3 separate regions of the Homo sapiens genome follow, and all the other regions are linked to region 1. A link is a contact called in ENCODE Hi-C or POLR2A ChIA-PET data. All regions are on one chromosome and are shown on one strand. Each heading gives the region's core, a stretch centred on a gene start or an enhancer-like site at or near the end of the contact. The rest is flanking DNA. Distances are from core to core; before and after follow the strand shown.

Region 1 (3,794 bases), core at 372-2,871:
TATAGCCCAGTTTTTGTACTTATACCATAAAAATCTTTTTTTTTTTTTTTTTTTTGAGACAGAGTTTCCCTCTGTTGCCCAGGCTGGCGTGCAGTGTGCAGTGGAACGATCTTGGCTCACTGCAGCCTCCGCCTTCTAGGTTCAAGCAATTCTCATGCCTCAGCCTCCCAAGCAGCTGGGATTACAGGCACACACCACCACGGTCCGGCTAACTTTTGCATTTTTAGTAGAGACGGAGTTTCACCATGTTGGCCAGGCTTGTCTTAAACTCCTGGCCTCAAGTGGTCTGCTCGGCTCTGCCTCTCAAAAAGTGTTGGGATTACAGGTGTGAGCCATCACACTTGGCCCAAAAATCTTATTTTCTTTAAAAGCCATTAAAATTATGATTTCCAGAAGCTATATGTTATTTCCTCATTTGAATGTTACATAATTTATTTAATTCTTCTGTGTTATTTAAAAAATGTCAATACTCTATATTTCTTTAGGAACAAAGTCCCTAGAACTGGAATTATTGGGCCAAAGGTTATGAATACTTTTAAGTTATCGTGTGTGTGTGTGTGTGTGTGTTATCTTCAACTAATTTTTAAAAATGTGAACTTCTACCAGCTCGATGTCTATTTAATAAAAGTAATTGATGTGTTCTGAGCTTGCTGCTCACAACTCCATGACCTCTGAGTTAGTTTGCTTTCTATTCCTTTAAGTTCTTCAATCTTTATTGCTACTGAGCAGGCCACCTCCTTCCTTACTTTTAAATTATTATTATTCTTGTTCCTCAGTCTAACCACTTTCCACGCACATTCTGGTCTTTTTTGTTTTGTTTTGTTCATTTGGTCTTATGAATTAATGACTAAGCCAACGGAACCAAATGCAGGAAATACTAAAAACTTACCGGTAAAAGTATTAACACAAATGTGCATTACTACTAAGTATTTCATTTAGCTTGAAAAAAAAAAAAAAGGAATCTGCAGTGTGGTCTGTTTGTTTTTAGCTTATACTGTCTTTTCTTCATCAATATTCATTTATTCCTGTACGTGTGGTTTTAGAACTATCTGGAAATATAGGAACATTGGGAAAAATTGAACTCCACATAAACCTAATGTAGAAACATTAGTTTTACAGAATACTAAAGAAAAGCATTTCTGCTTATATTCATTTTCGTATTTTATTGGATTTTTTAAAAAATCACTTGCACTTAAGGCAAAAACTTCGCACATAGACATCCGGCAGAGAACCCCTCTTTCATTTAAATACAAACCCTAACACATTTTGGCATCATCAGATAAATTTGATTTAAAGCCTGACAAAATTCTAAAAGCAAGGAAACTGAAAAAAGCTGGAAGTCAGAATAAAGATAAATGAAGACACTCATTACAAGACTTAGGAAGTTGCAGCTGGTTTAGCTTTCCTGCGCGCCCAGGAGACGGAGAAGGAAAACTACGACTCCCAGAGTGCTTAGAGAGAACACGCGCGTCGTGGCCTCAAAACTTGCTCCCTTAGTCCCGCCTCCTCACTTCAGTGATTGGATTTTCCACTTCCGCGCCTCTGGAATTCTCTTCACCCATTGGTGGAGACTCCTGCGGGGTCAAATACAGAATTTACGCACCCTTGGCTTCCTTGGAGCCTAGCGGCTCTCCCCGCGTCCAAGATGGCGGCAGAAGCAGCTGGTGGGAAATACAGAAGCACAGTCAGCAAAAGCAAAGACCCCTCGGGGCTGCTCATCTCTGTGATCAGGTGAGGGAGGCAGGAGGCAGGGTCTGGGGACTGGGGGCAGCGGCTCGACCTCCGCTTTGGAAGGGAGAAGGGTTAGCTGGGTCCCACCCTGCTCTCCCCTTTCCTCCTTGCCTCCCGCAGCCCCTCCCCAGGGCTCTAACCCCTCCCCAGGGCCCCAGCAATTCCCCCTCCACCTTTTTTTTCTGGGGTTAGCTATAGAGAGAGGAGCCCCGCCTCAGTCTTTTCTTTAGGGGCAGCACCTTCTATTACAGTCTCGGGACCCCAAAGCACGCTATTTGGGTTTGGTAGAGAAAACCAGGTGTAAAGGTGTGTTTATTGATTCCTAAAATGCTTGTTTATTGTTTGCCTGTAGCAGCACTCACTGAGAAAGGCGTCTTGTTTCCTGGACTTTGGGGTGTAAGGCCTTGGAGTCCGGAGATTCCTGTCACGAGTTGCAGATTTGTGTTTTCACACTCTGGATACTTTCAACCACCTGTGCGTGGCCACAGCCACAAATACAAGAATCTGCAGTGAGCTGGTAGGAGGACTGGGTTTGAAGGCACACATCGGTTTTCAATTTTTTGCCCTGCCTCCGCATTCTGGTCCATTCCTTAAAAAACAGAACCAAACCAATTTCAAATTATCCTCCATGCACTGCCCCTCTGCACCTCCCAGAAGATTAGGGTGGGGGTGGAGTGGGAGCGGTGGATCTTTTAGGAGCTTTTTTTTAAAAAAGCGAAATATATTGAGGATGGGGGAACCCTTTCAAGAATCTTGGATATGATGCAGGTACTGACTAAAACCAATCTAAATAAAATTTATTATGGCACGTTTTTTACGTTGTTGGCATTTGAATTTCAACTCGTTTATTTTTCATAAACAAACACTCTATTTTTCCCCACCTATACTAAACTTTTGTTTGAGTTCTTGCAAGTTTTCTGGAATGTATTGATCATCTTTTCAAAACCCAGGGCCCAACATTATCTGGTAGGTACTAAGCACTTCAATGAATGCATGTATCAAACCATTAGAACAGCTTACCACTCACTGACAAAGACACATCTTATGGGTCTTATTTAGGAGGCTTTAAGATTATGGCCTATTAAATCATTACTTTAATTTTCTTTTGGGCTTAAGAGAAAAACATCTCTGTGTGGAAATGCTTAATATACTTGGTAGGCCATACAGAGGAAGTGCTGTTGTATTGTGAATCTATAGGCCCACATTCTCGCTGTGACAATACGCAGGTAGTGTAGATGTATCTCATGATACTAAAATTCCAATAAGAATGTTTGTTGTTTCCCATCTGAATTTCCTGTGGAATTAGAATACCAGGACATTATTTGGATCCTTTTTTGAACTTGTTTGTTTTTTCTACCTTATAGTCAACATTTATTTAAACAATAGGTATTTAGTGCCAGTTGACAGTATGGCGTCTGGCACGTATTACATATTGAATAATATTTGTTGACTTAATGAGTAAATGCCCTGAGTTTTGCAAAGATGAAGCAGGCACAGTGTTACCCTTGAGGAGAGTATAGTTTACCTGGGGGATAAAACATGTCAGTAAAAATGATGACATAAGACTACGAGAGAGACATGAAATGTTATGGAAATCCAGGAGGAGTGGCTGTTTCTAATGAAAGTGAAATGTGTCATCTCATCTGTGTACTTTTGATTCTCCAGGCTGTTCCCATTTCTTTTATGCTATTTGTATTTTCCTCAGGGCCAGTTGAATTTACTCTAAATGTCATATTTTTGAAAACAGCATGAAAGCCAACCTAAAGCTTTTTTTACTAATGCTAATTCAGAACATACATTGCCTTTGCTTGACCATTCCTTAATATTCTCCAGGAGGAACCCCCTACTGCTTGATGGCTAAGATTTTGTGGTTATCCATCCATCTCTTATGCCAGTTTATTAATATATGACCTTCATTTTATCACTGTGATTTAGGCCTAGGTATTTTTTACTTTGATCTCTGTTGTGCATTATATTGCTTTTCTTTTCTTTTCTTTTCTTTTTTTTTGAGACAGAGTCTTGCTCTGTCCCCAGGCTGGAGTGCAGTGGCGCGATCTCGGCTC
Region 2 (3,794 bases), core at 516-3,015, 2.7 Mb after region 1:
TATTTCAAGTATATCAAACAACCTAGGTTCCACCATGACAGGAAAACAAAAGCCCACTTACTTCCAGAGTATTGCAGTGTCCCACCACTGGTAAGTGTACCAAATAATTTCTACCTTTTAGCTTTATATTGAAATAGCCAATAAGTCAAGTTTCAGTTGGCTACCAGCTGAGAAGGCAGTGACGAGAAGACAGCCTGTCCTAAAACTCCACTGCAAAAAACTAAGCAGGTAAGCAGCATCCAAAAAGTCTAAATTGTAATGGCATTAAATAAAGTAAAAACCTTCAGCAGTTTGCCTTGCACAATCCTGTAAGTTTTAAGAAACTGCTTCGCTTACTTGCTTCCTAACACAGCCTCTGAAGCAAAAACCCAGGTCAGGTCCTATTCTTTGAAGAGTTAAAATCTAGACTGGGTTCTCACACTTTTAGAAGGTGAGCAAGATGCCATCCGTGGTTGTCATAAAATTATACTTGTTTTGGAAGATTCATTTTAGATTATCACTAAATTAAAATCACATGTTAAGTTCTCTCATAATTACAAAGGCACAGTTTCAGGATGGAAAGACAGGCTAGCTTGGAATTTTAAGTTTCCCACTCTGCCACAATGTCGATTCAGTTTTATATTTGGGGCTGAGGTTTGAGTTTGTCTTTCTTCATCATGATTTTACCCCCCAAATACACTGCCACTAAACTGCATTGCTATTTACTACACATGTAAGCATTTCAGGTGAAATCAGGGAGAAGAATGGAATAACTGAAGTTAACATGCTTGTTTAAAAACTATTCAGATACCTTAAACATTCCCAGATGCCAGTTGACAACCTTACCACTTGAAGCAAATATGTATTTGTTGTGGTGGGGGAAAGGAAAAAGGCCACACCCAAAGTTAAGACACCACAGTGAAGTGATACTCAGTTTCAGAATTTTAACTATTTCTATTTTCGGTACTCTTTTCACGGTCAATGAATTCTTCAACTTCACACCAGGCCGAGAGTTAAAAAACATGTTCCTCTGATCCTAATTACTTAGGTTACTTCATTTAGTAATGGGTAAGTCCAAGATGGAGAATTACCTCATTCAAAGAAAGGTTTAAGTAACTTTGGTGTAGAAGAGGGCCAAACTCAAATGATCAGTGCGCAGAAGAAACTCTGGATGAGCCAGACACCACTCCTCCCCTCCCCCAAGAGGCCAGGAAGTCAGGTAGCGCCTAACTGTATTAACGCAGCAGTTACCTGACACAGAACGCTACCAAGTTACCTGGACCCTTCTTTCAGTTTAGCTCCTCCCTAGACGCCCCTCTCTCCTTGGTGCCGCCTCCACCCAGGAAGTCTCTCCTCCCGCCCACCCCCATCCCCGCAGTCCAGCTCCCATCAGCTTCCTCAGCCTCATCTCCAGCCCACCTCCGTGTTCTCGCCTACTCTTCTCATCCCCGCTTACCTTGGCCACATAGTCTTTCACCTCATCCAAGTCTCCGTTTTTCAGGGCCCACATGAACTCCTTGTCGCACATCACTGCAGCGGGGCAGGCCGGTTGGCCGGGCAGAAGATGAGGAGGCGGTGGCAGCAGCAAGCGGATGCCGCCGGGCGAGAGGGAGGCAGGGCCGCGCGAAGCCGGAGAGGAGAAGAAGAGAAGGAGGGTTAGGCTGCCAGGCGGGCGAGGCAGTTGGCCGCGGCGACCGTTCGGGCGGGAGAAAGAAAGTTCTTTTGCGGCCACCGGGCCCAGCAGAGAGGTTCCGCCTGGCCGAGGAGAGGCAGGAACCTTTACACTTCCGGTTCACTCCCCGCTAGGACCCTCCCCCAACTTCCTCTTCCTCTTCTCCTCCGCGGAACGCCTCTCTCTGGGTCCGCGGCGCGAACGCCACTAGTGCGCATGCGCAATGTACAGGCTGCCGGGAAGGCTAGAGTGGAGGGTAGGAGCCGGCGACAAGTGGGCGGGACTGGGAGGCAGAATGAAGGAGGCCCGGGGGAGGTCAAGACAGCGAATGGAGGAAGAGTGAGAGTACTTTCGATGGGATTAGGACGCTTCTGCACCACCATTAATGGGAAAAACTTTACTTTTTAAAAAACATAATCTTGGAGGGCATCTTGCTCAGCTTCTAAAAATGTATAGGAAGAGTGTTTAATTTGAATTCCTTCTTCCTTGCCTTTTCCCCTTCCCTCCCTCCTTTTCACCCCTCCCTCTCTCCGTCATCCAGTCTGACTGGGCTAAAAACGATGGAATAACGCTATTCCTGCCCTCCAGGAAATCTTCAACACTAAAACTACAATGTAAATTGAGTGTGTTAACACTATGTATAATGTTCCCTGGAGCAAAAAACTTAAGTGTGTGGCAGGAAAAAAAAAATTAACTCATCTTCCTGACCAGCAAATGACGTCCAGGCATTCAGTTTGATGCCGTAAAGTGGAGCAAACCAAACTGTCTAGTACAATTTGCGTTTTTTAAATTTACTGTTTGTTTTTAATGGTTTGAAACTTCAGGACTGTTCTGGTGAAGTCAGTTCTGTTCTTCCTAGGGTTTAGTTGTAATGCCATAGTGCATAGCTACCACTTGAATTGTTCCTCACAACCCTAATGATCCAGGCATGCGCACATGAACATAGATCCAATAAAAGCTCTTATTGGAGCTAGAAATATACGTATAATATATATACATATATAACTATTACTATATATAAAACTCATATATATAATCTATTATTTGTAACCCACTAAACACATTAACTAAGCTACTTTACCACCATTGCCGTACAGTGTAGGGGTTCCAAACAGACTCTGGAGCCAAATTGTTTAGTTTGCGATACAGGTCCCACTTCTTGCTAATTTTGTGTCTTCTTGGGCAAGTTACTGAACCCCCTTCTGCTTCAGTTTTCCACTTGTGTAAAATGGGGATGTCAATAGTGTTTGGAAATGTATTTTTTTTTTTTTTGCTATCATTTAGAGTAGAATAGCAAATGGGTTTCAAATCAGAAGAAATCCCTCCAAATATTAACATCTACCTAGATTGTCATTTGTTAATTTTACTCCCTGATAATTAGAAATACAAATCCACATACCCAATAGTGATACGATTTCTGGAAACAAATCTCAAGGGGGAATTTGTTAGGCAAGTCCTAGAATCTCCATCTCTTCTCCAACACACTCCCACCTGTGTGATTTCTGAGTTACATCATGCTGAGAGCTCTTGATTTATATCTTTGGCCGGGTGCAGTGGCTCATGCCTGTAATCCTAGCACCTTGGGAGGACAAGGCTGGAAGATCGCTTGAAGCCAGGAGTTGGAGACCAGCCAGGGCAACAAAATGAGACACCATCTCTACAAAACACAAAGATTAAAAAAATTAGTTGGGTACAGTGGCGGACTTCTGCCTTCCCAGCTACTTGGGAAGCTGAGGCAGGAGGATTACTTGAGCCCTGGAGTTTGAGGCCACAGTAAGCTATGATGGCACCACTGCATTCCAGCCTGGGTGACAGAGCAAGATCATCTAAAAAAAAAATCTTTAACTAGACTTTTCCTATGTGATCTATTCTTATATTTAACTTCTTACTCATTTGGATTTCTCAAACTTAACATGTCCAGAATAGGATCTGGTCTCCTGTAGATGTTAAACCTAGTTGTCCCCCACATATCTCTGTAAATGGCGCTGCCAACCACCCTATCACTAAAACCAGAAACATGGGAGTCATAATCACTCTTCCCATTCTCAACTTTTCTCTTATTCAATCCATCAGTAAATATTTCAAAATATGTCTTAAATTTGTTCATTTCTTGCCATCTTCACTATTACTACTCCCTGCACCC
Region 3 (3,794 bases), core at 489-2,988, 2.3 Mb after region 1:
CAGTTTTCTGCTTTTTACTGTAGATAACAATGACAGTGAGTTCCACCAAATGCATGTATGTGCACAGCTTTGTCATTCTTTTCCCAGCCCCCTTCTTTTCTATGAGAAAAATACGAGGAACTTAGGTTTATATAAAAATGTCGATTTTTCTTTTGCATACATAACTAATGGATTTTCAAGACAAGACAATTTATTCTGATAACTATCATCCTAGAAATGTCAAGAGAACTTCCCAAATCCAAAAATAAGAAGAAAATCTGATATTAACTGGAGAGGAAATTTCCACTCAAATCATAAATAAAATGTCATCAATTAAGCTGAACATCAATAAAACTCAGTCAAAAATCAAGCCTCAATACAGAACCCACACATAACCCACATGTAATCAAAATATCACTTATATTTGCTAGCGGAGTTCACAGATGAATTCTGTATGTGCGCCAGATTTATCTTATTTTGTAATGCTGGGGTTAATATTTATTGGTATAAATCAGGGCCCACACTAAGTGTCCTGGGGAGAGGCAATCCAAAGAACGCTTAGTAGCATGATAAAACCGGTCCAAAACGAAAAAAAAGAAAAAAAGCCAAGTCCTAACACAACAGAGCGAATAAGCGACAAATAGATCACAGAAAGCAAAACGAAAACGGTCCTCTCCGGAGTAGCCTGAATAAAAGATCTTCACTCATAACGTTTAATAGTATCCTACCTCACTTCATTCACTTCCCAACTTCCTTTTACTTTTCAAGGGCCACCACGGGGCTTCCCTTTTTCTGGAAGTGTATATTGAAAGGATCTGTACAGGAAAGAGGGAAGGAACGGACAATTCTCAAGAAGGCTGAGAAACAGGTGGGTTAGCAGGAGGAGCATAATCTAGATACTTAAGGGGCAGCTTTAAGATGACAGATGTGGTGGAAGGAAAGACTGCAAATCGGAAGCAGCTCTAGTGTGGCAGATACACTGTGGGCTGATTGCAAGCACCAGAGGGGGGCAAAGGCTAACTCCAGAGTGGTAGCAGTGGAGCAAAAAAACAAGCAGCAGGACGAGTGGGCAATGAGCAGTGGGATTAATGAGCAGCAGCAGCCAACACGGATCAGAGTGGAAGTGATGGCTTTGGTCTTGGGAGACGGGGGCCAGAGGGAAAGGACGTCAGACAGGGAACAGGGGATTGGGGAAACAAGGAGGGCTGAGACCTAAGAATCCTGCCCCGGTGAAAATGCAGGGGGAAAAGCTGGAGACCAAAAGCCGCCTCGGCTCCCCAATTAAAGAAATTCTCGAAGGAGAGTCGCTGCTTGCCGCCGCGCTGCCTTCTGACCCGCTCCCTTTTCCTTATGGTAACTGCTGTGGCGTAAAGGGGAGAGGGAGGAAGAGGAGGAGGAGGAAGAAGACCAAGGAGGAGGAGGGTGAAGATGAGGCGGGGGGTGGGGAGAAAGGGGGGTGCGGCCTGTACAGTCCCAGCGAAGCCTCCGCTCTCTCGTAGCCGGTCAGCCCCGGGTTTCCCCTAAGCCCAGCCCCGCATAGACTCACCCGCCTGCCTTGCCTCGCTTTTCCCTCAGCCGACTCCACGGGCTGCCGCGTCCTCACAAGAAACCACCGAACGAGCGTCGGGGAAAAAACTCTTCAGAACCGGGCCTGATTGCTTCAGCGAGTCCGACCTTTACGGCTGAGAGAGAGACTCTCAGCTTTCGGTGGGTTCCACAGCCAGACGGGCCACCATCTTACATTAGGGTAAGACTCCTCCGGCCTCCCGTGCGCAGGCGCACGCTGATCCGGCCAGGAGGGGCGGGGGAGGGGCGGGAGGAGCGGCGGGCGGCTGAGTGGGAGGTTGCGGTGGCCGCTCCCGCAGCACCCTGGGAGTTGAAGTCCTCGGAGGGTAACCTCCCAGGGGCACGCCGGGAGTTGAAGTCCTCTCTCAGAGGGCGGAGGGGATCGCCCACCTCACGTGGCTGCTGGACTGATGCCTTTCTTCGTGTTTTGCTTCCTTCTCTGCACGCGTGTGCTGCTTCAATGTCATTTGGTCGGCGGTTTTCACTAGTGATTCCGTGTCCTCGGTGTTTGCGGAAATGTGCTACCCCAAGACTGGGGCGAGGCTAAACAGTTTTTCGGGGAGCCCGGAATGTTTATTCTCTGCCCCGCCCACCAGGGATATCTAAAGGGGGCGGGGTGGAGGTGGAGGCAGGTTGTGGGTACGAAGAGCGCGGGATTTGATCCAGGGTGAGAATTTGATACAGACTTGGCGTCTGTTTGCGAACAAGGAGGAAACAGGCGCCTGTTTAATTCATTTCCCTGTCCTTGCGCATTTGGGGCCACCACCCTTGATCCCTTCTTCACTGTAAAATCACCAGTGAAGACATACACTAAATTGTTCTGTGCAGATTACCCAAGAGAACGGAACACCCGTGCACTTACAATAACGTGCTTCTGTTGGTGTGAATTTGAGAATTTGCGGACCTCGGTGCAAATTAGTGTTAGTTCGGTGTCCAGCCAGCACAGCTGTGTGCAAGTTTACAAACTACACACATCGGCACATCCCCAAGAACAATAAATGCAGCCACAATCCCTACGAGCACTGAGGAATCATCAGTCACAAAAGTCAGTCAATGTACTGGTCGCCCCGTTTGCATCCCAGAACTCTGGTGGAAGTGGCGCTCGAAGCAGTAACTTTTGCTTATTGCATGTATTCTTCACCCACTCATACAGCAAATACTCAATGAGCTCCTCCTAGCTGCCGGGTACTCTTCTATATATTGAGAATACAATGGTGAGCAAAATAGAAAAAATTCCCTGTCCCTATTCTAGTGATGTGTTGGGATGAGGAAGAGGAGAGAAGAGGCATTATTTTAAAAATACGTGATTAAAATGCATAGTATGTCATAACCGATTTTAAAAACTTAAAGCAGGGAAGGGGAGTAGGGAAAGAGGTTGCAGTTTTAAATTTACGAACTTAATTTCATAATAAGCCCTCAATTCATTGTTTTTTCTTTTTTTTTTTTTTTGAGACGGAGTCTAGCTCTGTCACCCAGGCTGGAGTGCAGTGGCGCGATCTCGGCTCACTGCGACCTCCGCCTGCCGGATTCAAGTGATTCTCCTGCCTCAGCCTCCCGAGTAGCTGGGATTACAGGCACGTGCCACCACGCCAGGCTAATTTTTATATTTTTAGTAGAGACAGGGTTTCACCATGTTGGTCAGCCTGGTCTCGAACTCCTGACCTCAGGTAATCTGCCTGCCTCGGCCTCCCAAAGTACTGGGATTACAGACGTGAGCCAGGGCACCCGGCCTCATTCTTTTGGTACATTGGTTTTCTGTGTTTCAGTTTCCTCACTATAAACCTAGAGACAACAGTTACTTGGGTAAAAATTAAAATATGTAGTGAAGTCACATTTTACCCAAAGTTTGAAATTATAGAATCATGAAATGATTACCTAGCAAGGAAACTTGGGAAATTATTTGGATTTCCCTTTAGGTAATTAAATGCCTAAACATTCAATATGGTTGACATTTTTATTTAAAAATGTGTTTATTGTTCTTGTATATATTACTGATTCTATAGTAGTATATAAACAAAGTAATGAAAAGAACAAAATAAAAAGAAGCCTTCCCATTATGAAAGATTAGAATCATCACAGTAAAAACTGGAAGGGATCTTAAGCATCACCTAATCCAGTGGCAACCTTATCTTACCCAACATTCCTTTTTTTAATAAATGTTTTTATAATATGCTCTTTGTTAGCCTAAAATGAAATTCATAGGTATATAAACTACCTATATACATGATTTCATCTGAAATCAAAATGAT

What was found. A loop is a pair of places that touch in the nucleus more often than their neighbours do. ChIA-PET counts read pairs that join two places held with the same protein, here RNA polymerase II (POLR2A). Pooled maps may share reads with other maps.
Region 2: a map of CD8-positive, alpha-beta T cell shows a loop between it and region 1 (20-fold over the local background). The contact joins the promoter of MTPN here to the promoter of EXOC4 in region 1. A Hi-C loop is called at or near these places in 4 of 168 maps with a recorded cell type or tissue (CD4-positive, alpha-beta T cell, CD8-positive, alpha-beta T cell and naive thymus-derived CD4-positive, alpha-beta T cell) and 10 of 50 pooled maps. POLR2A ChIA-PET finds 5 or more read pairs at or near these places in 1 of 52 experiments (T-cell).
Region 3: a map of CD8-positive, alpha-beta T cell shows a loop between it and region 1 (32-fold over the local background). The contact joins the promoter of CNOT4 here to the promoter of EXOC4 in region 1. A Hi-C loop is called at or near these places in 3 of 168 maps with a recorded cell type or tissue (CD4-positive, alpha-beta memory T cell, CD8-positive, alpha-beta T cell and naive thymus-derived CD4-positive, alpha-beta T cell) and 10 of 50 pooled maps.

Annotation. Positions count from the first base shown.
Region 1 is chr7:133,251,457-133,255,250 of GRCh38, forward strand. It overlaps EXOC4 (exocyst complex component 4), which reads left to right and starts at 1,622. Exons shown (of 18, transcript NM_021807.4): 1 at 1,622-1,731. The coding sequence starts at 1,646. RefSeq lists enhancers at 1,389-1,438, 1,649-1,708.
Region 2 is chr7:135,975,594-135,979,387 of GRCh38, forward strand. It overlaps MTPN (myotrophin), which reads right to left and starts at 1,766. Exons shown (of 4, transcript NM_145808.4): 1 at 1,436-1,766. The coding sequence starts at 1,507.
Region 3 is chr7:135,508,364-135,512,157 of GRCh38, forward strand. CNOT4 (CCR4-NOT transcription complex subunit 4) reads right to left here and starts at 1,739. Exons shown (of 12, transcript NM_001190850.2): 1 at 1,526-1,739. RefSeq lists enhancers at 809-1,714, 1,485-1,684, 1,715-2,619, 1,995-2,114, 2,265-2,434 and a silencer at 1,685-1,924.